Linked DNA regions of Homo sapiens: region 1 is linked to region 2. Evidence: read pairs that join two places in POLR2A ChIA-PET (ENCODE). Cell type or tissue: PC-9. All regions are shown on one strand. Each heading gives the region's core, and the rest is flanking DNA. Links, peaks and the distances in the headings are about the cores only. Region 1 overlaps TPX2 (TPX2 microtubule nucleation factor). Region 2 overlaps BCL2L1 (BCL2 like 1).

Region 1 (15,886 bases), core at 7,544-11,543, 72 kb after region 2:
TTATCTAATTAAGTTAGCATCTATTTATTAGATGATATTTTTTGGTTTTGATGATTATCTTATCACAGGTTAAAAATATTATATAATGCCTGTAGATTCTTTTGAGTCACTGGGTGCCTTTCTCCTCTCCTCTCTTCTCATTTACTGATTTTCTCTTTAGGCAGAAGTTTCTAAAAAGTACTGAGGAGCAAGAGCTGGAGAAGAGTATGAAAATGCAGCAAGAGGTGGTGGAGATGCGGAAAAAGAATGAAGAATTCAAGAAACTTGCTCTGGCTGGAATAGGTGAGCTTGGCTGTGGTTGAGTCTGATTCATGAGGGGTGGTTCTTAACACTCTTGGTAGGTGTTTTTTTTTTTTTTTTTTTTTTTTTTTTTTTTTTTTTTTTTGAGACGGAGTCTCGCTCTGTCGCCCAGGCCGGACTGCGGACTGCAGTGGCGCAATCTCGGCTCACTGCAAGCTCCGCTTCCCAGGTTCACGCCATTCTCCTGCCTCAGCCTCCCGAGTAGCTGGGACTACAGGCGCCCGCCACCGCGCCCGGCTAATTTTTTGTATTTTTAGTAGAGACGGGGTTTCACCTTGTTAGCCAGGATGGTCTCCATCTCCTGACCTCATGATCCACCCGCCTCGGCCTCCCAAAGTGCTGGGATTACAGGCGTGAGCCACCGCACCCGGCCAGTAGGTGTTTTTGAAGTCTCTGAAGTAAATAAAAAGGCTTTCTCATTTAGTAGTCAGCATAAAAAAGATGTGTTTATTCCTTAGCACTTTCTACATATATTGGTATTTTACATATATTGGTACTTAAATATATCGGTACTTTCTTTCTTTTTTTTTTTTTCTGAGACAGAGTTTTGCTCTTGTTGCCCAGGCTGGAGTGCAGTGGCGTGATCTCCGCTCAACACAACCTCTGCCTCCCGGGTTCAAGCAATTCTCCTGTTTCAGCCTCCTGAGTAGCTGGGATTACAGGGGTCCACCACCACGTCTGGCTAGTTCTTTGTAGTTTTAGTAGAGATGGGATTTCATCATGTTGGCCAGGCTGGTCTCGAGCTCCTGGCGTCAGGTGATCCGCCCACCTCAGCCTCCCAGAGTGCTGGGATTACAGGCATGAGCCACCGTGCCTGGCTCACTGGTACTTTCTTAAAAGTCTGTTCTTGGTCTTAGGGAAAAAAAGGAACTTGGATTGAGACAGAAGATAAAGTAATTGGGCAGACCAGTTTGTTGTTTTCCTATTTTTTTCTAAAGGCAAAGGAAAAGAAAACAGTCAAATCCAATTCACCTGTGGAGGAAAAATATGACTGAGAGAGCTGAAGGGGTCACAGTTCTGCTTTGCTCGGGCATAGAGTTGTTATTGGTGGAGTCATAACTATAAAGTTCTCCTTACTGGATTGAAAAAGCACCCCTGGAGTTTATAGGATTTTCCTCTTAGAGATGCTGAGTTAACTGTGCTTTCAAAGTCAATCCATAGCTTTTCTTATCAAAAGTATTCCAGTTATTCTTTTTCTCCATAGCTATGACCACACCTAGGAGATGGGATTCTTCTACCCTGTGCTACTACTTTTTTTTAGTTTGCATCTGACTGAAAGGCCTCAAACCTAATAGTACTCAGTGAATATGACACATATATTAGTGTCCCTGAGGACTACTTCAAGTTTTGGGTTACAGGTAGATAGTAAGCAAAGTTAGATCCATGGTGACAGAAATAGCAAAAGGACTGGAGTAAAGGGGATTTACTGGTGTTCCCTATCTTAATGTTGTCTGTATGTTTTACTGTGTTCATCTCTCAGGGCAACCTGTGAAGAAATCAGTGAGCCAGGTCACCAAATCAGTTGACTTCCACTTCCGCACAGATGAGCGAATCAAACAACATCCTAAGAACCAGGAGGAATATAAGGAAGTGAACTTTACATCTGAACTACGAAAGCATCCTTCATCTCCTGTAAGTTGATGGACTAAATGAACATTTCTGTTACTAATATTCATTTAGGATTTTACGTGTAGCATTTGTGGTCACTGTTTATAATAGTATAATTGAGAAAAAAAACCTTGTGTCTATAAAGTTGTGTAAAATATAACAGATCTTTTTTTTTTTTTGAGATGGAGTTTCACTTTTGTCGCCCAGGCTGGAGTGCAATGGCACGATTTCGGCTCACTGTAACCTCCGCCTCCCGGGTTCAAGTAATTCTCCTGCCTCAGCCTCCCAAGTAGCTGAGATTACAGGCGCCTGCCACCACTCCCAGCTAATTTTTGTATTTTGTAGAGACAGGGTATCCCCATGTTAGCCAGGCTGGTCTCAAACTCCTGACCTCAGGCGATCCACCTGCCTCAGCCTCCCAAAGTGCTGGGATTACAAGTGTGAGCCATCATGCCTGGCCAATATAACAGATCTTATAGGAAAAATAGGGTTGGGGCAGACCAGTCAAATCTCATGCAGTTTTGTTACCAGAGCACCAACAAAATCAGTAATAATCGTTAAGTAAAAATGCTAGTACTAATAATCTCCACTTGCATTTGTAGTCAGTATCATCATTTTTTGAAATTAGTTATTTGCATTCTTAAACCCTGAGGTTATGCTTCTTTCTTTGAGATACAGGTCCTTGAAGGGTTTTGCTTCCAATTAGAGACCAGTTTTATCAAAATTACTGGTCCAAGGAATAGGAATAGGCTTCTTCATCAGTCTCTTTAGGGGATGTATGGAGAGATTCCACTGATTCAGGAAGCTGCCTGACCTGATGCATACCCAGAGGCCCAATCAATTTTTTTTTTTAAAGTGGAGTTGAGGGTGAGATTTCTTTGCAGTGCTTTTTGTCTTCAATTCTAAGATAGCTTACTCTGGATTCCTTCAAAACATTGACATGGTTGGGGGGAAATTACCTATGTACTATTCCAGAACATAAGATTTGTTAAGTGCTAGATCCTTTCTTCCATTTTTAATTTTTTTTAATGAGAACAGATTAGTTATAACCCTTGCTCAAGGACTGACAAACTTCAGAATAATAATCTTGGTTTTACACAGGCCTTTTTTATTGATCCTCTGTGCCGAATATGTGGCTTATGGTAGATGTGAGCTCTTCCGTGACATTTCATTTGGGGAACAACTTTTCTCTTTACAGGCCCGAGTGACTAAGGGATGTACCATTGTTAAGCCTTTCAACCTGTCCCAAGGAAAGAAAAGAACATTTGATGAAACAGTTTCTACATATGTGCCCCTTGCACAGCAAGTTGAAGACTTCCATAAACGAACCCCTAACAGATATCATTTGAGGAGCAAGAAGGATGATATTAGTAAGTTTCCTACCAGTATCACAGTTGGATGGAACCTCTCCTACATTCCCTCTGCTTACATCTTAGGCACAGATTTGTCTTTAGCTGAAATCCTAGTTTTTCAATTAAAGTATGGCGTGTGACTATGCAGACAACAAATGTATCCTTCAGAATTTTTCAAACCACCCAGCTGTCTGTCTTATACCCATCAACCGTCTTGATCCTCCTCATCAATAATTGGCCAAGGGGAATGAGTTAAGGTAACCTGAGATGTCATTACACATCCTTAACGGACATTTTTTTGCCATGTGTCAAAGTGTCACATTGCATTTAGTTACCTATAGAAAATGAAGGCATTTCATTCATTCAAGGCTATGTGCTTTTTATTCAGTGGTCCACCAAAATTTTTACTACTACTAACCAGGCACACTGTGTTAGGTATATAGAGGTAAATAAAATAGACTTGGTGCTACTCAACATCAGGTTTCTAATTCAAGTTTCAAAACTCGACATCAAGTTTCAAAAGCCTTTACCATAATTTGTAGTGACCTATTTATCTCTGTCATTAGAGATACACTAATTAGTTCTTTGCATTCTTAAACTGTCATTAGATAAACAGGTCACTACAAATTATGGCAGGGGATTTTGAGGAGGAGGGAGGTGCAAGAGTCAAAGGAGGTGGGAGATAGGGAGAGCATGTCTGAATGTTGAGAAGTCTCGTCAGAGATAAAGAAGCTGAAGGTACGAGAGAGAGGAGATAACTAATGGATTAAGTCCCTGAGCAGGCAGGTATTGGAGGGATACTTAGCACAGGTGGAGTGAGTGTTCTTTAAAAGGAGGATGGAAGAGTGGGAGGAATGGGTGCAAATACTGGGGGAGTTTGTAGATTTGGTGGTGAGCAGATGAGCGGATTCTAATGTAATAGTTTCTATCTTTATGGAAATAATTTCTGCAAGAAGGAAGATGAAATCTGAAGGGTGGAGGTGGTATTAAATAGTTGTTGGGAGTATAGGGATAGTATTCTGGATAAAGCAGAATGTGGTTGTTTTACCTTTGAGGATCTCTAAATTTTTTATATCCTTGCATAGGCATTTTTTTTGAGACAGAGTCTCGTTCTGGGTGTCATCACCCAGGCTGGAGTGCAGTGGCGCGATCTCGACTCACTGCAACGTCCACCTCTTGGGTGCAAGAGATTCTCGTGCCTCAGCTTCCCGAGTAGCTGGGATTACAGGTGTGTGCCACCATGCCCAGCTACTTTTTGGATTTTAAGTAGAGACCAAGTTTTGCTCTGTTGGCCAGGCTGGTCTTGAACTCCTGGCCTCAAGTGATCCGCCCGCCTCAACCTCCCAAAGTGCTGTGATTACAGGTGTGAGCCACTGCGCCTGGCCAAGTACAGCATTTTTTAATATTATTATTATGTTCTAGTGGCCAAAATGATTTTGTTAGATTTTATAGTATGAAAATAATGAAATATTCTTCTTTATTCTAATGGAAATTTAAATATTAAGCATAACTTTTCAAATAATATATGACTCAGAGTCTGATATGTCCTGCTTTCAGAATACTAGTCCTGGCAAAAGGAAAGAGAAATTATATTATGCAATTTTTATTTAAAACTTTGTACAGTTACAGCTAAATAATGGTTACATGTATCTTTGAAACATGGCTTATTTCTAAAATAGATTTGGTTTTGATCTACCACTGTTATGTGACAAGACCTAAATTGAAAGATTCATTCTATATTAGTTATGAAAATTGACAAGGTTTCACTGGCCAGGTAAATTAATATTTTCAATGAGTGGTGGTGATGTCTTAATATTGATGCTTTAACATAGTTTTTAACTTTCTCCATTTGATTTTCTGTAAGATGTGGTCTTGATGCTTTTATATTGATTTCATAAAATTGGGAGTTTTCACTTGGTCTTCTTTTGTTATTTATTTATTTATTTATTTTCCTTCTTGTTTTGCTTTTTAGAGACAGGGTCTTGCTCCGTCACCCAGGCTGGAGTGCAGTGGCGTGATCATGGCTCACTTCAGTGTCCAACTCCTGGGCTCAAGCAATCCTCCTGCCTTAGCCTTCCAAGTAATTGGGACTATATATAGGTGCATGCCACCATGCTTACCTAATTTTTATATTTTCTTAGGAGACAGGGTCTCATTATGTTGCCCAGGCTGGTCTTGAGCTCCTGGCCTCAAGCAGTTCTCCTGCTTTGGCCTTCTAAATTGCTAGAATTACAGGTTTGAGCCATTCTGTTCAGGCTTTACTTGGTCTTTAGGAAGGCCTTATATCTTTTTTTTTTTTTTTTTTTTTGAGACAGAGTCTCGCTCTGTCGCCTAGGCCAGAGTGCAGTGGCGCTCATTTGGCTCACTTGGCTCACTGCATGCTCCGCCTTCCAGGTTCATGCCATTCTCCTGCCTCAGCCTCCCGAGTAGCTGAGACTACAGGCGCCTGCCACCACGCCCGGTTAATTTTTTGTATTTTTAATAGAGACGGGATTTCACCGTGTTAGCCAGGATGGTCTCGATCTCCTGACCTCGTGATCCCCCTGCCTCGGCCTCCCAAAGTGCTGGGATTACAGGCGTGAGCCACTGTGACCGGCCAGGAAGGCCTTATATCTTAAAGCTGGAATAAGCAAAAATTTTTTGTGTTAATAACAAGCAAAATAATTGGCATTGTCAATAGAAAGTATAGGCCTGGCCAGGCACAGTGGCTTAACGCCTATAATCCCAGCACTTTGGGAGGCTGAGGTGGGTGGATTGCTTGAGCCCAGTAGTTCAAGACCAGCCTGGGCAACATAGTGAAACCCTGTCTCTACAAAGAATATAAAAATTAGCTGGGCATGGTGGTGCATGCCTGTAATCCCAGCTGCTTGGGAGGCTGAGGTGGGAAGATCACCTGAGTCCAGGGAGGTTGGATTTGTAGTGAGCCTTTATGCCCCTGCACTCTAGCCTGGGCAACAGAGTGAGACCCTGTCTCAAAAAAAAGAAAGTCAGTCTAGGCCCGTGCAGTGATAAGGAACCTGTCAGACATGGATGGATTTTCAGTTCAGAAGATGACAGTAGAGTTTACCCAAAGGCTACCTTAGTCATACCCCTCAATAAAAGAGGAATAGGGGAGAAGTAACTGAATGTTGGTTGGTTTGACCAATGTAAGCTGAGCTGACTGTTGTGGGCCCACCACTCTGTGGTTGGTTTATCCCTCTCTGGGCTACATAGGTGAATCACCACTTACAAGTAAACTGGGTCTTGCGGATCTAGATGAACATCTGTCATCTCTGTTTACAGACCTGTTACCCTCCAAATCTTCTGTGACCAAGATTTGCAGAGACCCACAGACTCCTGTACTGCAAACCAAACACCGTGCACGGGCTGTGACCTGCAAAAGTACAGCAGAGCTGGAGGCTGAGGAGCTCGAGAAATTGCAACAGTAAGTCCCACTGGCAGTATCTGAGGAAGAGTTCCACGAACCTGCCTACTTTATTTTCAGTTCTGTTAGGGTGACAGTTGCTATTTTTCTTTCCGTAAAAATTTATGGCATTTGAGTAGTAGGCTCTGCAGGCTACGCCCCTGCCTATATGATTTAAGGACTATAGTGGGAATATGGAGATGTTCTGGAGTATAAACTGGTAAAAATTGAATCCAGGCTGGGTGTGGTGGTTCACACCTGTAATCCCAGTACCTTGGGAGGCCGAGGCAAGAGGATCACTTGAGTCCAGGAGTTTGAGACCAGCCTGGGCAACATGGTGAAACCCCATCTCTACAACAAATACCAAAAAAAAATTAGCTGGGCATGGTGGCATGCGTCTGTAGTCCCACCTACTAGGGGGCAGCCTGAACCCAGGAGGTCAATGCTTCAGTGAGCCAAGATCACGCCAATATACTCCAGCTTGGGTGACAAAGCGAGACTGTCTTGCACATACACACATACACACACACACACACACACACACACACACACACACACACACAAAATCTAATCCAGAGGTTGCAGTAGAAGAACTTACTTAGGATTTCAATTAAGGAATGCCCTCTAAGGTTAAGTTAGGTAGATCCCACCCTTTTGTGACTCCCCAAGGGATTGTTACAGCTATTATTAGTGGAGGGAAATGGAAACTTAGTGTGATTCGTAGCATTGGAGTTTATTTCCTGTATCCTTCTTCCATTCCTTTTTGTGCTTCTTTTGAGGAGGGGGAGCTTCTTCTGTGAAGTGAAGCCTCAATTCTTAAGTGGTAGGGATGTTAGGACTGTCTGATTTATTCTTTCTTCTTTTATTCTTTTATTATTTTTTATTTATTTATTTTTTTTGAGATGGAGTTTCGCTCTTGTTGCTCAGGCTGGAGTGCAGTGGTGCCTCTAAGCTCACTGCAACCTCCGCCTCCTGGGTTCAAGAGATTCTCCTGCCTCAGCCTCCCTAGTAGCTGGGATTACAGGTGTGCACCACCACGCCCAGCTAATTTTTGTATTTTTAGTAGAGATGGGGTTTCACTGTGTTGGCCAGGCTGGTCTTGAACTCCTGACCTCAAATTATCTGCTCACCTTGGCTTCCCAAAGTGCTGGGATTACGGGCATGAGCCACCGTGCCTGGCCCATTGTTTTTCGTTTTTATTTATTTTATTCTGTTGTCCAGTCAATGGGAGCATAATCTTAATGATTACTATTCTTTGTGGTTGGCTTACTTTGTTTGTGAAGTTTTCATTTTATTAAAATTTTTTTTGTGGTTATTTAAATTTTCACCTTACAGATACAAATTCAAAGCACGTGAACTTGATCCCAGAATACTTGAAGGTGGGCCCATCTTGCCCAAGAAACCACCTGTGAAACCACCCACCGAGCCTATTGGCTTTGATTTGGAAATTGAGAAAAGAATCCAGGAGCGAGAATCAAAGAAGAAAACAGAGGATGAACACTTTGAATTTCATTCCAGACCTTGCCCTACTAAGATTTTGGAAGATGTTGTGGTAAGGTTGAGGCTATGTGTGCTGGCAGAAGTGTACTGCTCATGACCAGATATCCACCCATTCACACAAAAGTTTGGGTAGATATTATGAGCAGGGCATCATATTAGGAACTGCAGGTGATAAAGAGACTTATCGGAAGTGGATTTTGCTTTTAGTTAACTCAAAGTCTGGTATGGGAGACAATATATGTGTGAATAATAGAAAATGGACAGAAGTGTTCTGAGAGAGATGACAGTTAAAATAGGAATTCAGAGGAGAAAATGGTTTCTTCCAGATAGAAAGTTCAGGGTGTGCTTTGTAGAGAGGCACATTTGACCTGAGCCTTGACGATGTACTGTAGTAATAGTTATTGTGTTGCTATTGTTGTCATAATAGCTGACAATTTTACTGTGTGCCAGGACTGCTCTAAGCCCTTTTCATATATTAGCCCATTAGTTTTGACAACAACCCCTTTAGGTGGGTTATTTTATCACCTGTTTCAGATGAGGTAACCGAGGCACACAGAGGTTATGTAGTATTCCTAGAGCACTCAGCTAGTACATGGTGGAGCAAGTAAGAGTTCAGACACTCTAGCTACAGAGTCTGTGATCCTAATACCTCATTATATGCCTCTCCATTACATGATAGAATTTTGACTTGCAGAAATGCAAATGGACTGGATTGGCAGAACATTCCAGGCAGTAGGAATTACATGATAAAAAGCCTGACGGTGGGAAACAAGAAGCTTCTACTGGGAGCTGTTAGTGGGTCAGTTAAGCTGGAGAAAAGTTTATCAAGAGCCACTGGAAACTGTTTCAGAGAAGTGAGTTGTAGTTTGATAATAGGCTCACAACCACAAGTTTAGAGAAAATGTGCAATCAGGAAGCAAGGCTACAGTCAGAGAATAAGCAATGGAGTTAAGCACCTGCATAAATGCGAAAGCGGCTTTTAGTTACATTTCAGTGCAGATGAGGACCTCACCCGCCGCCACTGGTTTGGATTGCCTGGATTGATGCAGGTCCGGGATAACTCTAGAAGCACTCTGTTTTCCTATCTTCTTTCTTTTTGCTTGCTTTAGAGTCACCATGCTTTTAGGGGAAACTGCACCAATGTATTACCTTTGACTGAGTACCTAGTTTTGTTTATTGTATTTTCTTAGCACTAAATCAGAAGCAACTTGAAGTTATATTTTCCAGGCTTTACAAAAATCATGATTATGCTTAGAAATGGTTCTCCTCCCTGATACCTACTTTTGATTGAGAGCTTTTTGCGTGACTTCTGTTCACGATGCTTTTTTTTCCCTGCCATGATGCATATGTACTATATGCCAAGCTCTGTTACAATAAACTGTTAAGAAATCTTCCCCCACCCAAGTGATTAATCTCCAAGGGCTGTGCCTTCTTTGTCTTTACCCATTGAGGAAACAGTGTTGTGAATACAACAAGGGAAAAGTAGGTTATATGCAAACCTCAGAGTTGTAGAGCCAGAAGGGCTCAACGTTTAGTTTTACATACAAGATAATGGAGCCCCAGATAAGAGAAATTATTTCTTCAGGGTTTCTATAACACTCTTTTGGCACCTTGCTTTTGGTTTTTTGTTTTGTTTTTTTTTTTTGAGTTGGAGTTTAGCTCTTGTTGCCCAGGCTGGAGTGCAATGGCGTGATCTCGGCTCATGGCAACCTCCGCCTCCCGGGTTTAAGCGATTCTCCCACCTTAGCCTCCCGAGTAGTTGGGATTACAGGCGCATGCCACCACGCCTGGCTAATTTTCGTATTTATAGTAGAGACGGGGTTTCGCCTTGTTAGCCCGGCTGGTCTCGAACTCCTGACCTCAGGTGATCCACCCGCCTTGGCCTCCCAGAGTGCTGGGATTACAGGCGTGAGCCACCGTGCCTGGCTGGCACCTTGCTTTTAATAACATATTTTCCTCCAAGCTTTTCCCCCTACCTAAGTTTTTGTTTTTATTTATGTACCACTCTCTCAATTTGTCCTATATCCTTGTACCTTACATACCAATATTATTATTTTAAAAATCAACTCACTTTGTAACCTAACGTAAATTTAAAGGGAACTTTTAAATAAATATGTAAATGGAAAACCAGTACCTTTTGCCACAAATAACACAGCAATAATAGCTAATACTTATATAATGCTTATTACATGCCAGGTCTTTATTCTAAGCTTTTTACATTTATATAATAATGCACTTAATTCTCACAACAACCCTATGAGGTAAGCACTGTAGGTACTTAATCCATTTTACAGTTAGGAAACATAGAGGTTAAATAACTTGCCCAAAATCACAAACTAGTGAGCGGCAGAGCTAGCATACGAATCTTAGGTGATATGATTCCAGGGTCCATGCTGTTATATAAAAATAGAGGTTACCTTTTAAAATAGAAGGTTCTTAGGAAGTATGTGCTTATTTAAAAAAAAAAAAAACAACAGTCTACACCTCACCTAAGATCCTTTCTCATAGCATCAGTCACACCTGAACTACTGTTTTTTTTTTTTTTTGAGACAATCTCACTCTGTTGCCCAGGCTAGAGTGCAGAAATGTAGTGGTGTAATCTCAGCTCACTGCAACCTCTGCTTCCCAGGTTCAACCAATTCTCATGCCTCAGCCTCCTGAGTAGCTGGGAATACAGGCACACACCACCATGCCCAGCTAAGTTTTGTATTTTTAGTAATGACTGGGTTTCGCCATGTTGCCCAGGCTGGTCTTGAGCTCGTGGTCTCAAGCAATCCACCTGCCTTGGCCTCCCAAAGTGCTAGGATAGTAGGCGTGAGCCACTGCACCCAGCTGAACTACATTTTTGAAAACACTGATTAGGAAATTGGTTTGTCAGTTGTGTGTACTCTAGAAATGCTAGGGTGAAGTAGTAAGTAGGGAAGGGTGACCAGAGTTCATTAGGAGTTAGTTGAGATCTTAGAGTAGTTGGGTACCAGGTTATACCTGTGAAAATTCTGTGTAAACAGATCTGCAAAGCACTAGGTAAGGTGTGACCGAATTGATACGATTTGCGGAATGGAAGTGTTTGCCAAATCCAGCTGGTTCTCAGAATCCTCTGGGGCTCTTATTACATAAACAGATTTGTTGGGTACATCACAGAGGGAGCCCAGATAAAGCACTGAGTATGGTGCCTGACACGCAGTAAGCAGGGGTATTATTAATAGTAATTGTCATTTTATTGAGTGCTTACATTGTCCTGAGTACTTTATGTAGATTGTCTTATTTATGTCTGATTACACTTCTAAGAGGTGGAGTCTATACTTATCCCTATTTTTCAGACAAGGGAATAAACACTGAGAGGTATCTAGTATGCAGAACCAGAATCTGAGCCCATCATCTCCTTAAACACTGTATTATTGTACCCTACAATGCTTACTGTTATCATATTTATTTTGGCAAATGAGGTTTCTGAGTTTGACACTGGCTGTTTGCAGGTTTCCCTACTAAAATTTCCAGTGATTTGACTTCAACTCTTGGTTTCTAGAGAAGCATAGCATAGGAAGAGATGTTAGATGTGTTTTCTTCTACCCGCTTCACTTTTCAGAAAGGGAGGTTTTGAAAGGGGTGCAAACCAAAAAGTATGAGACAGGTCTCAATCAATTTAGAAGTTTATTTTGCTAAGGTTAAGGATGCATGCCTGGGAGACAGGTCTGTACCTTTCTCCAAAGATGATTTTGAGGGCTTCATATTTTAAGGGGAAAGGGTGGATAGTGGGGAAAGGGGAAGAGATTTTGAAAAGGTATGGGTAGGTAAGAGGCAAATGGTTGCATTCTTTGTTCACATGTGAGAGGGGGTAGAGGAATAGTTACTTATGCATTCATCTAGTTCAGTGAATCTGCATTTTTACATAAGATAATTAGGGCAGAGGAAGCAATCAGATACGCATTTCTCAGGTGAGCCAAGGGATGACTTTGAGTTCTGTCCTTTGTCCTGTACCTGTGAAGATAAGCTATCAATTTATATTGTCAGGGTGAAATTCAACAGAACTGTTTTAGGGTGAAGAACTTGGGGCCCCCAAGGAATTTTCAAGTGGGCAAATTGTGAGGGAGGTATGTACCTTTTTCATCTTTGAATGGGAGGCAGGTTTGCATGTTGAAGTTCCTAGCTTGACTTTTCTCCTTGGCTTACTGATTTTGGGGGTCCCAAGATTTATTTTCCTTTCACAGGGGATTATAGCTTGCCTATGGAAACATTTAAAAGAAACATTTATAAGAGAGTAAGTCGGCCAGGCGCGGTGGCTCACGCCTGTAATCCCAACACTTTGGGAAGCCAAGGTGGGCTGATCACCTGAGGTCAGGAGTTGGAGACCAGCCTGCCCAACATGGTGAAACCCTGTCTCTACTAAATACAAAAAAAATTAGCCGGGCGTGGTGGCAGGCACCTGTACTCCTAGCTACTCAGGAGGCTGAGGCAGGAGAATTGCATGAACCCAGGAGGTGGAGGTTGCAGTGAGCTGAGATTGCACCACTGCACTCCATCCTGGGCAACAGAGCGAGACTCTGTCTCAAAAAAAAAAAAAAAAAAAAAAGTCTTTGAACTTCTAGTGTTGGACTTTTACAGCAGAATTTAAGAGCCCACCTTCCAGAGCCTGATGCAGCTTGTCTGTCTGATGCTTTTGTTCCCCATCCACGTCCCCCCCAGTGCTGAAGCTGTTTCGTGTGTCCTTACAGTGTTTCCTCTGCACTTCCACTTGTGGTTGATAAGTGGCAGGGGGACAATAAATAGAGTTGATGAAAGATGGGCTTGGGCAGCAGTGGGCCCAAGTGAGGCAGAAATGAGAAAAGGACTCCTGGGGCAGAGGTGGAGTGACAAAGCCTTGAGCACGAGGGTGTGAAATGTGAACTTGGTGCTGACCTCTATTGGGCAGCCGGGGCACCACGGAGGTGGATGTGGTGTCAGTGAGACCAGTGAGTAATTTTAGCAGAGATACTTTAGGGATGACTTGGGGAGGGCAGCAGGCTTTTTTAAAATATATATACTTCCCAAAATAACATTGCTTCAGAGTAGTTTCCTAACTGCCCTGGGACAGGCCTGAGATCCTGTCCCAGGGTACTTGGGGGGCACATCCTGTCTTAGGGAGAGGTATTCACCTCCCCATTCCCATCCCCAGTCCTGGCTGCTTTTCCTAAATGCATCATTTATCCACCCACATTGCCCCATTCTAACCACATATCACCTCTTTAGAGATACCTTCCCCTTCATTGAGGGAGCATCCCTCTAATAACCATTAGCTCCATATTCTGCTGGGTTTCTTTAGAGCACTTGTGAAAATTTGGAAGTATTTAATTTGTTAAATCTTCATTGTCTCTTTCCTCCATTAGAATGTGAGCTCCCTGAGAACAGGGACCGTGTGTATCTATATTATTCACTCTGTATCCCTAGCCCCTAGCATAGTGACCACCACAGCACAAGCACTCTGATATCGGATAACTGAGTGAGTAATAGTAGAAGCTGACATGCACCTAGACACTAGGAATTCAAAGATGGTATAAGACACGGCCCTTGTCCTCAAAGCTTTCATAGTCTGGTAGAGCATATAGATGTGTAAATGAGTAAATATGGTAATATTAACCAACATATGTTCATTGAACAGTTACTACGGGGTCTTCTAGTAGGTGATATGGGAAGACAAAAGAATGCAAATGACAATATTCCAGTCCTCAAGGAGCTTATAATTTAAAAAACTTAAAATAGCAAAAACAAAAAAAAACAAAAAAAAACTTTCTTTGTTTCTGTAAACCCAATTTTCTTTTCATTATTTCTAATCGAGCCCCTAGTTAACTTTGATGGAAGGGGGGCTGGGGTGTGAGTGGATAGTTGCTGCAAAGATGATTTTCATAAATCATCTTTTCCTCTCCCCCAACTAATTAAGAGATTGAGCTCACTCATACATATCTCCTTCATGGCCTACTTATTAGAGGTTTCCCTTGCTTCTCTTTTAAAATGCAGACATTTCTGTTGGGTGAATGCAGAGAGAGGGAATTATTTCAGAACTAAATGAATCCTCAATTACTTATTTCAATTACTTTATTTTATTAAAAAACCCCAAGGCCTAGAAGGATATCTGATGTGTTTAAGGTTATACAGATTGGAAGCAGAGCTGGGCTGGAACAGACAGACCCGTGGCTTCTTGCTCACTATTTGTCTCTCTTCCACTTGCCCCTGGTGCATTCAAGCAAGATGCTAGTGTCCACATGTCTATAGAAGAGCAGATTTTGTTGTTGTTGCTGTTTTATGGTAAACATCATTTGACAACCCATTTCTTGGAGTTTTGTCACTCTGAATACAAGATCTGCTATATTGGATTTCACTATGCTAATGATTCTAGCATTCTTTAGAAAACATATAAGAAATTTCACAGCAGAATGAGCATTCTCAGTGGTCACCTTGAGAGACTGTAAATCCCTTCCAATGATTGTGATACTGCAAAAAGCATTTTGGAAAAGCCATGCATCTTGAATCCTGAGATGAGCCTTTGGGATCCCTCCCAGGATGACAAATCTTCACGTGTATTTTAAACATTAATTTGCTTTTAGGATCTAGTCTAAGGTTATTTGGAACTAAAACTTCTGAGTAGTCCAAGATAATAGAGGTGTAAACTATTTGTTAAATGAATAGTAAAGATTGAGCAACTGTCTTGCATGGTCCAGAAAGTGCCTTTGAAAGCCACTCCAAGAAAGACATTCCAAACATGTTTCGAACGGTTGCAGCATTGTTGGGATTAAGGAGAAGGCTCCCAAGGTATCCTCCTAGAGTCCAAGGTATAAATTCTGTTACTCATGTGTTCATTCATTCTTACTGCATTCATTCAACAAACATTTACTGAGTGCTTTATACTTGCCAAGGTCTATGTTAGGTACTTGGGTCTGATGGAGTAAAATAGTCTCCATCCTCGAAGCACTCAGGCTAGCAGGGGGAAATGAACATCTAAATAAATAAGTGCAATTAAGTTTTGTATGGACTGTGATAAAACCATATACAATGGGATAAAGGGGTCAGTTCTGTAGGTCCTGGGAGTGGAGAGATCTATTGAAAGGCTTTATAAAAGAGGAAAGGCTTTATAAAAGTGGAGGCTTGAAAAGATGAATTGGGTGCTTTCAAGCAGCCGGGGCATTTCAGACAGAGAAAGCACAAGCAAAGGTAATGAGATAGGAACCATTTGGGGAGCGATCAGTAGTTCGTTGTGGTTGCAACGTGATATGTAAGGAGGGGTGAGAGGTAAGGCGGGAGAGTCAGGAGGGTACCAGATTAATGCTACTACTAAGGAGGCCATGAAGGCGATATTTATGAGTGAGATTCAAGCAAGTGCCTTGTGTTTCACGAAAAGGAATTTGTTATGCTGTTGTAGGTAAGCAATAGGAGCCATTAAAGAATTAATTTTTTTTTCTTTGAGACGGAGTCTTGCTCTGTCGCCCAGGCTGGAGTGCAGTGGTGCGATCTTGGCTCACTGCAAGCTCCGCCTCCTGGGTTCACGCCAGTCTCCTGCCTCAGCCTCCCGAGTAGCTGGGACTACAGGCACCCGCCACCATGCCCGGCTAATTTTTTTGTATTTTTAGTAGAGACGGGGTTTCACCGTGTTAGCCAGGATAGTCTCGATCTCCTGACCTCGTGATCCACCCACCTCTGCCTCCCAAAGTGCTGGGATTACAGACATGAGCCACTGCACCTGGCCTAAAGAATT
Region 2 (15,886 bases), core at 8,889-12,888:
GTAATCCCAGCACTTTGGGAGGCTGAGGTGGGCAGATCACGAGGTCAGGAGTTCGAGACCAGCCTGGACATCATGGTGAAACCCCATCTCTACTAAAAATACAAAAATTAGCTGGGCGTGATGGCAGGTGCCTTTATTTTTTTATTTTTATTTTTTGAGATGGAGTTTTGCTCTTGTTGCCCAGGGTGGAGTGCAATGGTGCGATCTTGGCTCAACACAACCTCCGCCTCCCAGGTTCAAGTGATTCTCCTGCCTCAGCCTCCTGAGTAGCTGAGATTACAGGCATGTGCCACCAAGCCTGGCTAATTTTGTATTTTTAGTAGAGACGGGTTTCTCCATGTTGGTCAGGCTGGTCTCGAACCCCCAACCTCAGGTGATCCACCCGCCTCAGCCTCCCAAAGTGCTGGGATTACAGGGGTGAGCCATCGTGCCCGGCCAGTGGGCACCTTTAATCCCAGCTACTCAGGAGTTTGAGGCAGGAGAACCGCTTGAACCCGGGAGGCGGAGGTTGCAGTGAGCCGAAATGACACTTACTGCACTCCAGCCTGGGCGACAGGGCAAGACTCCATCTCAAAAAAAAAAAAAAAAGTCTGGGTTTTATTCTAACTACAGTGGAAGACCACTTGGAGGGTTGTAAACAAAAATGCAATAAGATCTGAACTTGGTTTTTATTTTATTAAATTTTTTGAGACAGAGTTTTGCTCTTGTTGCCCAGGCTGGAGTGCAATGGTGCAATCTTGGCTCACTGCAACCTCCACCTCCTGGGTTCAAGTGATTCTCCTGCCTCAGCCTCCCAGGTAGCTGGCATCACAGGCATGAGCCACCATGCCCGGCTAATTTTGTATTTTTAGTAGAGATGGGGTTTTACCACGTTGGTCAGGCTGGTCTCGAACTCATTACCTCAGGTGATCACCCGCCTTGGTGTCCCAATGTGCTGGGATTACAGATGTGAGCCACTGCTCCTGGCTAATTTTTTGTATTTTTAGTAGAGACGGGGTTGCATCATGTTGGCCAGGCTGGTCTCGAACTCCTGACCTCAGGTGATCCACCTGCTTTGGCCTCCCAAAATGCTGGGATTACAGGTGTGAGCCACCATGCCTGGCCTAAACTTGGTGGTTGTTTTTTTTTTTTTTTGAGACAAGAGTCTCACTCTGTTGCCCAGGCTGGCGTGCAGTGGTGCAATCTCGGCTCACTGCAACCTCCGCCTCCTGGGTTCAAGTGATTCTCCTGCCTCAGCCTCCCGAGTAGCTGAGAATACAGTCATGCACCACCACACCCGGCTAATTTTTTTATTTTCAGTAGAGATGGGGTTTCACTGTGTTGGCCAGGCTGGTCTGGAACTCCTGATCTCAGGTGATTCGCCTGTCTTGGCCTCCCAAAGTGCTGGGATTATAGGCATGAGCCACTGAGCCCAGCCCTGAACTTGTTTTTTTTTTTTTTTTGAGACGAGTATTGCTCTGTCACCCAGGCTGGAGTGCAGTGGTGCGATCTTGGCTCATTGCAACCTCTGCCTCCCAGGTTCAAGCGATTCTCCTGCCTCAGCCTCCCAAGTAGCCGGGACTATAGGCCCACGCCACCACACCTGGCTAATTTTTGTAATTTTAGTAGAGACGGGGTTTCGCCATATTGGTCAGGCTGGTATCGAACTCCTGACCTTAGTTGATCCACTCGGCTTGGCCTCCCAAAGTGCTGGGATTACAGGCATGAGCCACTGCACCCGGCCCTAAACCTTTTTTTTTTTTTTTTTGAGACGGAGTCTCTCCCTGTCACCTAGGCTGGAGTGCAGTGGCGCGATCTCAGCTCACTGCAACCTATGCCTCCCAGGTTCAAGCGATTCTTCTGCCTCAGCCTCCTGAGTAGCTGGGATTACAGGCGTGCACCACACCCGGCTAATTTTTGTATTTTTAGCAGAGACGGGGTTTCCACCACCTTAGCCAGGCTGGTCTTGAACTCCCGACCTGATGATCCACCCACCTCGGCCTCCCAAAGTGCTGAGATTACAGGCATGAGCCACCGCGCCCAGCCTGAACTTGGTTTTTAAAAGACCACTTTGGCTGGAGTATTGGGCAAGAGTGATTTTCTAAGGTCCCTTCCCAGCTTTTTCCCTGTCATTCTAGGCTGCCATGAACTGGTTGCCTGAGCCATAAAGACACAGTTTCTGGATTAGAGTGACTGAAGAGCTTAGAGTGGTTCCTTGCCCTTGGCCGGAGTAGGGAATCTGTGTCACCTTGTTCTGCAGGAGATGGAGGAAGTGACTCCCTCAGGGAGGGGTGGGAATCCCATCTTGGAAAACATCCTCAAACCACCTGTATTGTTTCTGCCTCCTGTGTGGAAGTTTCTGCCAATGACACAGTGCTCTCTGGAATGCACCCCCCCAACGCACACACCCAATCTTCCGTTTACACAGGCATAGCTGTACTTTGCATTCCTCCTAGGATTTAGTTCAAAGCTAGCCTACAGGAACTGGTCGATAAAGAGTTACTGATTGATTACTAAAGAAAGAGAATATTCTCAGCCATTAAGCAAATATTAATGAGTTTTATGAGTATTATGTTGGTCTCTGGGGGTGCAAGGTGATTAAATGGGTTTCTAGTCTTCACTGAGCTCAGAATTCAGTGGATAGACCAAAAACTACAGACAACTACAATGCTGGATACAATAGTTATAACAGCAACATTTACTAGGGCCTTCCTTATCCAGGTAGGACAAGTTGGCTTTGGAGCCAGACTACCTGGGTTCAAATCATGGTTTTACCACTTACTCGCTGTGCATCTTTGAACAACTTTCTTAACTTCTCTATAGGAATAATAAGAGAACCTACCTGAGTGGTACTATTTTGAGAATTCAATGAACTATCTCATATAAAACACTTAAGTGCAAGTGCTCATTGTTAAATATTACTAAAATTACCTTAATACCTGCACCATATGATCTTACATACATTCTTACAAAAGGCTCTTAAATCCTTACAAAAACCCTATGAAGTATTATTATTATCCCCATTTTTCAGATAGGGGGACTGAGGCTCAGAAATGGAAAGGAATGCACCCAAAATCTAACAGCTGATATGTAATAGAGACCAGATTCAAACTCAACTCTGTCTGATTCCAGAGCCCATACTTCCAATTAACAAAATGATCCCCTTTTCATAAAGAGCCCCAGCACAGTGCCTAACACACAGCAGAGACTTTATAAAGGGAGCTATGGTTATTATGTCATTGTCCCTGGAGTTTCCAGCTGTAGATGCTGTAGAACCCAGAGGAGGGGGCCTCTCTTTCACCCTAAAGGGATCTGAGAAGGGTTTAAAGGTGCTGGGTGCCAACTACAGGCTTTGCTTGGGAGTCCCAAAGGTTTCCCTCACTGGGGCTTGGGATACTAATATGGAACCTACACTAGCACCACTAAATCAGACCCAGAAAGTTCCCCCAGGTGTCCAAACACCTGCATGAACAAGCAGGCAGTTTCCTCTAGGTTGACTTCTTGTCTGGCCCTACACATCTCTCAGTTTCATCACTCAGCCACCAGCCCTGGGTCTCATGTATGCACCTGCTGCTTGACCCAGTCCCAGGAGACACTGAGCCTTAGAATTGGGCTCCTTCTCTGGACCTTGCCCCAAAGGCTATTTCTGAGTGACTCCCTGGGACTTCCCTGACATGGTAACCCCTAGGGCTCCAACTGAACATGGGTGCTGTGAGCAAGGGGAAATTCTTCTGAGTAGCAGATGGAGAGTGGGTAGAACAAGAGGCAGTTGTTCTGGATCAGAGATAAGCATGGGGTGAGAACCATAGTACACTGGATTTTATGTTTAAGCAGCACTGATCCTCGATAGTTCAGAACTCCCGCACTGAAGTCCAGCGTAGGCAGGTAAGGACAACCTGGAGCCAGGCATTAATACTCACTTCTACTTCCCATCTGAGTCATATTCAGAGTCTGGCCTTGCCTGGTACTTTGACTGCAGAAGGCAACCCATGGCTAAATCAAGGCACCTCAAGCCTCATAGAGAAAAGGGAAAGACTCAGCATTTGCTGAGCTTTTACTCTGCACTAGGCAATGTGTAAGTGCACTTTACATGTACCATTAATTATTAGGAATGTTTGTTAATCCAGTCACTAAACACTCAGCCACCAAGTACTAGGCCCAGCAGTAGCTGTTAAGAGTGAATAAGACATAGTTTTTATCCTCAGTAAGCTCAGAGCACCTCGTTTAGTCTTTCTCCCAACAACCCTCTGAAATGAGTATTACTTCCACTTTATAGATCTTCAGGTTTACAGAGGGAAGTAACTTGTCCAAATTCATGAAGCCAGTTAAGTGATAAGATATTGCTTCTACTCAAAAAATGCTTGTTGACTGAATGAATGAATGAATGACACAGCTATGGCTGTGACTTTAGTCAAGGAGTAGCAACAAGACCAAATATTTATAGTTCTCAAAGTGCTTTTTCATCTATCATCTCTTTGGGCCTCCCTGCTAGCCCATGAGGGAGGCAAGGCGGGTGTTATCTTTCTTCAACATATGAGGCAACAGGCAGAGCTTGGGCAAGAGGCTTGAGGCCACAGAGCAAACAAGGAGTGAGTGGGGCCATCCTGGAAAAACTCCAGAGTTCCCACAATGCCATGTTTAATCATTCAAACCCATGTCAAGCACCTACTGTGTGCCAGGCATGCTCCTACCCACTTTAAATACTTAACTCATTAAGTCTTCCACTCAGTCAACAAACAAGGAGGACCCTGGGAAGATAAAACAAAATATGCCCCATTGCCAAACGCCTAGTCAACAACACTGGCCAAACCTCTACTGTGTACAAGGTATGACTTGGGCCTTGTAGAGGAGGTAGGGGACAAGGTTGTGAGCCAAGGCCCCAAGCTTCAGGTACCTTAAAATCTCTAAACTCTTGGTCCAAAGATATCCACATATTCTGTCAGCCTGAAAGTTCACTCCTGGAGAGTAGATCCAATAGCAATGACAACAATTTGTTTACCAGTGATTGCAATGTGACAATAACAGTAATAATAGTAGCTTGTTATACTAAGTAATTACTATATGCTGGGCTCCTTGGTAAGTGCTCCATGTATCTTTTCAACTATTTTCATGCTCTCAAGAGTGTTTCAAGAAAAGCGCTGTAGGCCGGGCATGGTGGCTCACACCTGTAATCCTAGCAGTTTGGGAGGCTGAGGCGGACAGATCACCTGAGGTCAGGAGTTCGAGACCAGCCTGATCAACATGGAGAAACCCCGTCTCTACTAAAAAAACAAAATTAGCTGGGCGTGGTGGCGCATGCCTGTAATCCCAGCTACTCGGGAGGCTGAGGCAGGAGAATCACTTGAACCTGGGAGGCGAAGGTTGTGGTGAGCCGAGGTGGCACCATTGCACTCCAGCCTGGGCAACAAGAGCGAAACTCTGTCTCAAAAAAAAAAAAAAAAAAGGAAAAAAGAAAAGCACTGTATATTGTTACCTCTTTTCCATACATGAGGAAACTAAGGCTGGGAAAGATTAAGTATTTGCCAAGGATAACTATTAAGCAAGTGAGACTCACCAACTCAACAACGGTTTGTCAAATTTCGTACCTGACTCTTAACAACGATGGAATTTCTCCCAAGGAGGCAAGGCAGACACCAGGAATACCAGGAGCAGCTGCTGCCTGAGAGAGTGGGGGGCCTCCAGAGCCCCCAGAAGAGTCTTCCTAACCTCTTTCCATCAGGTTTTAACATCACACTGAGATGGGGAGGTAAGGAAAGAATGGTTAGGTGTGCTCAATCTATCCTTAGGGCAACAAGGGTCTGGCCCTCTTTGTTGACCCTCAAGGGAAGAAGTTTGTGACTTCCCATTTGTCACTCACCAACCCTCTAGAGAGAAACAGAAGGGGGCAAGGGCATGGGAGTATTTTCTCCCTGGGGTTGGGGGGCACACACAAGGGAAGAAGCAGCAGCCTTACTGGCTCTTTCCTCCCCTGGGCAAGAAGCCTGTACATGTGATACAGTGTATGTCATTCACATGGAACCCCCTTGGGGAAATGCCAAGGTACCTTTTGGACCCAAGAAGCCTCAGAGAGGAGAGACTGGCAAAGCCCTGAACTGCAAGCTAAGCTGACAATTTCTAAGCATTGTAACTAGGTCATCAGGTTCCTGGAGAAGCCAGCTGTGGCTGGGGGATGGGGAGGAAAATTTTGCAGCCTACCAAGATCCCTACTTCCCTTTAGGCCCCACCCTCCCTGAAATCTGCACCTGCTCCCAAACTGACCCCTCCCCCCAGCTGAGCCCAGCTGTCAACGGCTCCCAATGCCCCGCCCTGCCTTCCTTAGGCCAGAACCATGGGGGCCTCTTGGGCAGGAGGTACCTGATTGCCACCTGAGCTTTGCAGAGAAGGAGCTGTGGGGCAGGGAAGGATTGGCCTCTCCTAGAAGATATTTCTTGCTCCACCAGGGCAGCAAGAAAGTTAGGCCCCTTTGGGCCTACCTAGGGTACCCTTCCTGGCATTGTCACTGCAGGTGGCAGGAGACAGGTGATGTTTACCCTGCTGAGGCCAGAGTTGCCAAAAGGCTTCAATCAATCCTTTGAATCTGCACCTGGCCCTGAGTCCCAAAATAACAACCAGGGCAGCTTACCTGATCTGCAGGTTGCAGGTGCCTCTGGCTTTTCTCTCCCTGCAGCTCTGCCTGCTGAGCCCTGGCTGGCAAGAGATTCTTTTTCTTAGGGGTTACTGAGACCTAACTGCATCCCACAGGTGCTCTGGGCCTCTCCCCATTAGGCCCACCTCTACCATCAACCATCCCTCTGTCCAGAGGCCTCTGTCATCAGCCACCTGGTTTCTTCCCTGACCAACTTTATTGCTGACACAGACCATCTTTGGCTCTAGCCAGTCTGCCTCCTCATGATCTCTCAAATGCTTCATACATACTCCACCCTCCAGTTCTGTCTGGGTGGTTCTTACCCGTCTGGCCTGCTCGTGTGTGTGTGTGCGCGCGTGCACGCGTGTGTAACTAGCCTGATCTTTTTGGTGTGTGTGTGTGTGGCAGAGTCTCCCTCTGTCGCCCAAGCTGGAGTGCAATGGCATGATTTCAGCTCACTGCAACCTCCATTTCCCGGCCTCAAGTGATTCTCCTGACTCAGCCTCCCAAGTAGCTGGGATTACAGGCGCCCGCCACCACACCCTGCTAATTTTTGTATTTTTAGAAGAGACGAGCCGGGTGCGGTGGCTCATGCCTGTAATCCCAGTGCTTTGGGAGGCTGAGGCGGGTGGATCACGAGGTCAGGAGATCGAGACCATCCTGGCTAACACGGTGAAACCCCGTCTCTACTAAAAATACAAAAAAAATTAGCCGGGCCTGGTGGCGGGCACCTGTAGTCCCAGCTACCCGGGAGGCTGAGGCAGGAGAATGGCGTCAACCTGGGAGGCGGAGCTTGCAGTGAGCCGAGATCGTGCCACTGCACTCCAGCCTGGGCAACTGAGCAAGAGCAAGACTCCATCTCAAAAAAAAAAAAAAAAAAAAAAAAAAGAAGAGACAAGGTTTTGTCATATTGGCCAGGCCAGCCTCGAACTCCTGATCTCAAGTGATCCACCTGCCTCAGTCTCCCAAAGTGCTGAGGTTACAGGTGTGAGCCACCACGCCCAGCCACAGCCTGCTCTTGTTACATTCTTTTCACCTATTTAAACCCATCATGGTCCACATCTTCCTAAGACATAACAATGCCTAACATTGACTGAGTATATCAGACACCGTGTGAGGTGGTCTACACAGTCACTTATTCAACAAATATTTGCTAAGTGCCTCCTATGTACCAAGCACTCTGCTAGATGCTGGGGATGAAAGACAGGATAAAGCCCGTGTACTCCGAGAGCTTATGTTTTACTACAGGAGACAGATGGTAAACATGTAAACATGGCGACCTCTAGGGAGGTGATATCTGAGTTGATACCTGAATGATAAGAAGAGAGAGAGCCCTGATCAGATCCATAGGATGAGTGATACAGGCAGAGGAAAAACAGCAAGCCTATAAGGAAGAGATTACTATCATCTTCATTAAGAGATTAGTATTATCTCCATTTACAGACCGGGAAACTGAGGCCTCAGTGGAAATTGTACAAAGCTACGGTGCTGAGAAAGCTATGATTATTTAAGCTGTCAGTGACCTCTCTCCTTCCTAACCCTTTCCACTGTTGATGCAGAAGACAGTCTGGATTGGCAATGCAGTTGGCTAGGGAAAGGGTGCAGGTTGATGATACAGGCTGAGGGTGGAGGCCTCTGGGCCCAGTAATCAACTGGGTAGCTGATGGTGGAAGCTGGCCCATTTGGCAGAGGCCCAGGGCCCAGCAATGCAGTCAGGTGGGCTCAACTTCTTCCACTTTTGGTGTTTACTCTACAGGTTTGGCACAGTTTGCCTCAAGCCATTCACCAAGTGTTTGAGGTCTATTCCTACTGCTTCAAATGAGTTTGCTTCCTTAGGGGCAGAAACTTTTTTTGTAGCCTAACCTGTATCTAATAATAACCCTTCATGTTCATTGAGCAGGCCCTGGCTGAGTCCTCACCCAACCGCGGGCCCTGAGCCAGGTAGTCAGGGTAAAATAAGCCAGTCTGGGCTTGTAAGAAGCAATGACGCTTATAGGCTTTTGCATCAGACACATCTGAGTATAAGACCCAGCTCTGCCTCTTAGAAGATCTGTTACTGTGGACACATTAGGGAGCCTCTCTGAACCCTAGATTCTCCATCTTCACAGGAGAGCATTTGTGAGAACCAAGTAAGATGATTATATTGAGGGGATAAACACAGCACCTGGCACAGAGCAAGTAACTACTCAACCCATAGTATCTGTTATTATTACCAAAAAACACACTTACATTTCACTTTCTCATTCATGCCTCACTTACTCTGGTGGCTTGGCATTATTCTCTCAGGCTTATGGATGAGAATTTGAAGCTGATTTGCTTTGTGTTATGCCACCAGCAAGGAGTCAAGCTGTCTCAAATGTGAGGCCAGAGTTTTGTCTGTGTATGTGTTGAAGGTGATTAATACATATCAACTATAATGAATCTTGCCTGGTGTGTCTGGCAGCTGAGGAGAAGGATGGATGGCACATGTAGACTGATTCAGATGGCAGAGGGACACCAGCAAGACCCAAGGTGTGGAGTATGGAAACAGACCATTGAGGGATGGGACTCAGTCTCAGTTACCACAATATCCACAGTATCACTAGCATTTAGCACATTACAAAGCATTTGTCAATATTTGCTGATTTAACAAAAGAAATGAAACTCCAAGGACAGCTCCAAGCCACACATCCAGCTTTAGGAGAGGCAGACAGTATTGATAATACTGTGTTAAAAGCCAGAACATGAATTCTAAGTCTGATGCTGCCATTTACTGTGGGACAAGACCCCTTATCTTAGTTTCCCCTCTGGAAACAGGGCTGAACATACCCACCTCTCCTACTTCACTGGGAAATAACTTATAAAAGGAGTTTGGTAAATTGAAAGTATTATCATGCACATAAAAAGAATAATCATGACAATACAGACTACTAAGACAGTAGAGTGTGAATCCCAGCTCTTCTTGGTACTAGCCTGTGAAGCTCTGGGTATATCACTTTTCTCTGAGCCTCAATTTTCTCAACCATAAAATGAAGGTAACAACACCTACTTTGCAAGATTTTTAAGGACTGGAGATAAAAAGGACAGGCTTCAGAGTAAGAGAGACCTGGTTTCAAATGCTGACTCTGCCTCTGGCTAACTATAAGCCCTCCCAAATCTCAGTGCCTATAACGATAAGGTTGTTGGGATAGTAACAAAAACAGCGTCACTAAAGGCTGTCACATAGTGAGCACTGGATTAATGCCAGCAGTCACCTAGACAATAGCGCACTGGACGAGGGAACACAGTGGAGCGTTTAAAAGGGGGAGGTTGGAAGCTACCCTCCCAGGCTTTGCCTCTTACTAACTGTGCTACTTTGCATAAATTGCTTAACCTCTCTGTACCTCAGTTTCCTCATGTGTGAAACAGGGATAAAAGAACCTACTTCAGAGTGCTGCTGTGAGAATGAAATCTATTAATACATGTAAAGCACTTTGAACAATGGCTGGCATAGAGTAAGCACTCAATAAGTGTTAGATACTATTAATAGTAATGTTAACAATAATATTAATCACCAACTGGAGTAAGAGGGAGGGACTGTTTATCCTGGGACATGGGTGTCCCATGAAATAATTACAGAGAAGTCTCAGCAGCTGTTTGTAGGCAAGTTTTTAGCCTCGAAGACTCTATGGAAAGGACACGAGGCTGGGGGCTCCTGAGCAAATATCCCAGTCCCACTGACCAGGAGGCCAGTCTCTAGGGAAGCGAGTCAGGCTCCTTGGAAGGGACACTATGTTCCTATCCCTGCCTGACTCGGGGGAACAAAGGCACGTGTGTATGTGTGTGTGGCCAGGGAGGAGGGAGGGGAATGTTTCCCTTTCAAGAGAGGAACAAAGGATCTGAGGCATAGTTGAGTGCGTTCCAATCCCCTCCCAGGCCAGCTCCCATTCCTCAGATGATTGTCCAACAAGGTTTTCAACCTTCTAGCTTCCTCCTCAAAGGTGACTGGGGGAGGGGAAGGCAGGCTCTGTTTCACTCCACCCTTTATCATCAATTTCCAAGAGGCAGGATTTATATGTGCCAAACCTCAAGTTATCTCTTAAGAATCCCATCCTATGCAGGGGTGGGGTGGAATCTCCTAGGGGAACTCAGGGTTAATGGATGACACAGGGCACCGCAAGCAACAGGTTTAATGCATCTCCAGGGGAAGTCCAGGACTGAAACTGCTAATGCGTGATGGAGCCAAGGAGAGAACCCAGGAATTCTAACTGACCTCCCTCACAGCCTAGCCTAGGGTAGGGGGTAATGGCCTGGCAGAACCAAGTAGAAAGGCATTTTCTAAATCTTGAAGGGATGATCACAGCTGGAGGCAGAAGCCAGGTGAAGGAGGAAAGGGTAGGGAGCAAAGAAAGTAATGGACAAGAGGAAAGGCAGGGACACGTCCAAAAAAAGTAGTTTTTGGGGGGCGGACCTCTAGGGACATTGCTTTCCAGTTTCCACACTCTTGCCGGCAGGGCTGGGACAGGAAGCAGTCCATGGAAGTCATCGCAATGGCATTTCCTGAAGAGCTGGAGAAAAACCTCCAGTTCCGAGGGGAGCACTGGAGGCTGCCCAAAAAGCTGTGTGGCTCAGAGTTCACTGTAAGGCTCAAGCTTGGCCCGAGAGTCTCATCAGGGATGAAACCAAATAGCAGACGGTCCCAAAGGCAGTTTCTTTATACAAAACCACAATTTCAAAAATCAATATGTAAAAAAAGAGAAGCCAGATGATGTGAGTGAAGAGCCCTAGGATGATATGAAAGCCTTAAAAGAATGAATTAATTCACCCAATCTTCAGAAAAAGGTGGCATTACTATAGCCATTTACAAGTTAAAAGACTTGCCCAAGGTCACACAGCAAGCTAGTAGTCAAGTTCCAATTTGAAAGTCCAAAAACTGCCTCTTCCTCCTGATGTAACCTTGGGCAAGTCAATTCATCTTTCTCACCTGATTTCTCTCCTTTGAAACGGAGATGTCATCCTTCCTGCTCACCTCTCTGGGTGGTTATAAGGATCAAAAAGGCAAGGTGGATCTGAAAGTGCTTTGGAAGCTGTAAGGTGTTACATAAATATAGGGTAGCACTATTGTGGGCTCAGTGATAAACTAGCCTGCCTTGACACTGGGTTTAGTTAAGGTGCTGACATATCTGTCAACAGGAGAGAGCCATTTTAAAATATAACTAATGTGAAATATGCTGTAATGGTGGAATCCGCCACAAGGCCTAAGGATAGAGAGAACCAGCATTCCTTTATTGCCTACTTCAAACCCTCCATCTTGCATAAAGGGAAACTGGGGACTGGGGGTGAAGTGACTTGGCCAAGGTGAGACTGAGAGTAGAACTGGGATTCCAACTCCAAGACCAGTGCTTACACCACCATTGCACACAAACACTGTGGAGCTCCTACTACAACAGAAATGCTGCAAGGGCCTGCTCTGAGATGTGCTGATGGGTCACTATGGTATTTAGAAAAAGGAGAGTGGATGCTCAAGATTCCGTGAATGGGTCTCTGACATGCGTTCTGTGGAAAGATAATAAGAATAATGATACCAACATGGCTCCAGTCTTTATGCATCTCAGGTATACCTCACTGTGTCTTTACCATCGCCCCCTGTGAGGCAGGTATTATTATTTGTCCCAAGATTCAGAGAGGTAAAAGGAGCTTGCATAGGTAGACACGGATGAGTTGGGAACTGAACTCAGACAAATTTCATTTACTCAGACAGAAATACTGTTGGAGTGGAAGAGGACCATTCATCAGAATATCACATTTGGAGAGAACTATTCCCAAAGAACATCTATCTTACTTAACTTTGATTCTAGGACCTCCAAGTAGTTGAAAAATATGGTTTCCAGGATGGCTGGACCCATCAATATACCATGTGCAAGCCTGGTCTTATTCTCCAGTCCCCGTCTCACTACACCTCCACCTCTAGGTCCAAGCCACTATTCTTTTTCACCTGGCAATTGCACCAGCCTCTTCACTGGGCTCCCTGTTGCCACCCTTAAGAATACAGACCAGGCCTGGCACGGTGGCTCACGCCTGTAATTCCAGCACTTTAGGAGGCTGAGGCGGGCGGATCACGAGGTCAGGAGATCGAGACCATCCTGACTAACATGGTGAAACCCCGTCTACTAAAAATACCAAAAATTAGCCGGGTGTGGTGGCGGGCACCTGCAGTCCCAGCTACTTGGGAGGCTGAGGCAGGAGAATGGCGTGAACCCAGGAGGTGCAGCTTGCAGTGAGCAGAGATCGTGCCACTGCACTCCAGTCTGGGAGACAGAGAAAGACTCTGTCTCAAAAAAAAAAAAAAAAGGAATACAGACCATTCCACCAAAGCCAAATCCTCATCATGGTCTGTAATGCTGTATGCGATCTGGCCCCCACCTACTTCTCCATCCTCCTCCTCAACCATTCCCTCCCCACCTTCTACCCTTTTCCCCTTTGCTGTTTCTTCTCCAGCCACATTGACCTTCTTGCTCATCCTTGAAAATGTCAAGCATGCTCCCTCCTGAGTCCATTCCCTCTGCTTTAAACACCCTTTGCTGTAGGGTACCTACATCATCCACCTCCTTACCTCATTTAGCGCTTGGCTCAAATAAATTTAGGTAATACTTTTGTTGGGACTCAGGACATACCATCCCAAAATATGACTGTAGGAAAACAATATGCCACCCCAAAAATATACTTCTTTGGCATATTTTGAACTGGTTATTCTGAGAAACTGCAGACATAAGAGTAGCTCTGAAAAGCTGTCCTTTTGTAAAAGAAATTCACATCTAAAAAGGAAATCTACACTAGTAAAGGTATCTGTATTAGGAAGAGGGCTGCTCCAGACAAATTTTATTACCAGAGAGACTTTTTATTTTTATTTTTTGAGACAGGGTCTTGCTCTGTCACCCAGGTTGGAGCGCAGTGGCTTGATCTCGGCTCACTGCAACCTCCACCTCCCAGGCTCAAGTGATCCTCCCACCTCAGTACACCCCCTCAACAGTATCTGGGACCACAGACACACGCCACCACCAATTCTTTCCCTCACCCTGCCATAACTTGGGTTGCTGCCACTCAAGCCCCTAACAGAAGTCCCAAGCCCCATATTCTTTTCTGTAGCTCAGGATGCTATATAAGCTTCAATTATCTGACCCTTCTTTGAGCCTCATATTTTGTAGGATTCCTGTGTACAACTATGTAATTAATTATTTTTCCTCCAGTTAATCTGTCTATGTCAATTTAATTCTCAGCCCAGCCAAAGGACCTAGAAGGGTAGAGGAAAGCCATTTTTTTCTCCCTTACACCTTCTTTGATCACTCTTTTAAAACTGCAGCCCCACCCTCCCTTGCTAGACATGCCCTATGCCCCAACCTGCTTTATTTTCTTCATAGCATGTACAATCATCTGATATAAACATGTAATTATATATTTATTGCCTGTCACTCCTCATTGGAATGTGAGCTCCATGAGGACAGAAACTTAGTTTTGCTTACTTTTGTTTACTGCCATACTCCCAGTATGGTACACAGTAGGAGCTCAATAAACATTGTTTGACTCAACGAATGAATTATTAGGTAAATAGCCACTCCCATTATTGTTATTCTGGCTTGACAAGGGTCTGTTTCTTCAGAAATTTAGTGGGTTTCTCTTCAATTAGGTATCTGCTATGCCCAAGGCCTCTGCTCAGTGCTGAGGAAACAAGCATGGACAAGATGTGGCCTCCACCCTGAGGAGCTCCTAAATCTAGGACAGAGTAAATCTGTTAGAAATGTCTTCTCTGCACATAATTTAAGCTCTACCAACTGTTAACTTCTTTTCATTTATCCAAGTTTTGCCAGGTACCACACCAATAAAAAAAGACTCAGTCCCTCTTCCTTCAGATATCTGAAGCTGGTGATATTCTCCTGGGTCTTCTCTTCCCCAGGCTAAACAAAAAGACCCAGTGGGATTGCCTGACTCAGGTCTGCCAACTGGGAACAAGGAAGACAGACTGTCGGATAGAGGGGCAGAAGAGAAGAGGATCCAGGAGTAGAGTGACTCCTTCAAAGAAAAAAGAGGGAGTCCTTAGGGAGGACTCTGTGGAATTAGGTTGGAGGTTGGGTGGGGACAGGGCCTCTGCTTAATTAAGGCAGTAGGAGATTATACTTCCGTAGAAAAGCAGTACACTGGGAATTACCCCTATGTCTATCCACATTAAACTCAGGCAAAACCACAGTTGCTTCAAGAAAGCCCCATGATGGAAGGCTGAGGGCACTGGCAAAACCAGGGAGACTGGACACAGAGGAGGACGCTCAAGCCCACTGGCCTCAGGACAGATATCTGCTGGGGGAAGGGACAGAGATAACAACTGCTGTTTCATGCAGCCCAAACAAATCTGGGGACACCCATACAAAAGTCAAGAAAACCCTCCAGGTTCCATTGGAGCCCCCTGAAAAAATACCCGGGTAATTTTCGACAGAAGCTAAAGGGCTCTGTGGGGCTACTGGGGAAATTATTCCTAGGAAGTCTGGAAAACCCTGTGATGGTAACAGAATTTTAAGAGCAACCTCAAATGTACACTCAGAAGAAGTAGGTGTTTCAAGGGGGAGCCCCTGAGACACTTCTACTTAATTTTGGGACCCGAATGAGATTACTAAAAATTTCCACATTTGGGGTTTCTAATGGGGTTTCCCTAAGAAAACCACAGAACTGCCACTATCTGCAAAGGGAGCTGAGGTGCTTCAACTAAGCATACATCCATCTGAAGAAGCCACATTAGGCAATAAGAGATCTACAGAAACTCAGACCACTGAGCCATACAGCTTAAGAAAGGCCAAGTTATGTTTTCTCCCCCAACACAGTTCATTGCTCCCAACAATTACGTTTCTATCAGGCTAAGGGATTTCTTCAGGGACAGCAATCCCAAAGTGGCAAGGCCCACCTGGGTCCCTTCCCACATTCCCATTGGAAAGCACCAGAAACACTTGTGTCCCTTCGGGGAAGGTCATGTATACAACATTCCAGGAAAGTATCACAGGGACTTTGTTTCTCAAGGAGAAACTCTAGGGGGAAGAGTCAGTTCTCTGAGGGAAGCTGCCCATTCATTAAAGGGTTTCCACCCTACAATTATGGCAGGAGAAGGGCTTTTGTGCTAGATCCTTTACTCGAGTCAAGCTATGGCAGCTGGCTATCATTATTCCATTTTACAGGCGGGAGAGACAGATGGACAAGACAGCCGAACAGGTTCAGCATTTCATCAGGTGACTCCAGGCAGGCAGTAATCTGGCTAAGGGTCTACACTTTCAGTCCTTGAAGCAT

The links. Peaks named below come from ENCODE experiments on the same cell type or tissue, not always from the same donor. Only the 100,000 strongest peaks of a DNase experiment are listed, where the experiment ranks them.
Region 1: POLR2A ChIA-PET joins it to region 2 with 5 read pairs; 3 of 35 experiments call an interaction of 5 or more read pairs at or near these places.

Annotation. Positions count from the first base shown.
Region 1 is chr20:31,775,707-31,791,592 of GRCh38, forward strand. It overlaps TPX2 (TPX2 microtubule nucleation factor), which reads left to right. Exons shown (of 18, transcript NM_012112.5): 8 at 161-282; 9 at 1,781-1,932; 10 at 3,107-3,278; 11 at 6,543-6,684; 12 at 7,999-8,215. Among named protein-coding and RNA genes, the nearest start is that of MYLK2, 36 kb to the right of the region's middle. RefSeq lists enhancers at 9,914-10,413, 12,550-13,049. In PC-9, for the core only: no CTCF peak of the experiment used is centred there; no DNase peak of the experiment used is centred there.
Region 2 is chr20:31,702,375-31,718,260 of GRCh38, forward strand. The region is part of intron 2 of BCL2L1 (BCL2 like 1); the gene reads right to left. It overlaps BCL2L1-AS1 (BCL2L1 antisense RNA 1), which reads left to right. Exons shown (of 4, transcript NR_187576.1): 4 at 14,247-14,470. Among named protein-coding and RNA genes, the nearest start is that of BCL2L1, 13 kb to the right of the region's middle. RefSeq lists enhancers at 3,551-3,600, 3,611-3,710, 3,761-3,840, 10,398-10,925, 10,952-11,246 and 1 more. In PC-9, for the core only: no CTCF peak of the experiment used is centred there; DNase peaks (open chromatin) are centred at 10,487 and 11,117; H3K4me3 peaks cover 3,721 bases; H3K27ac peaks cover 4,000 bases.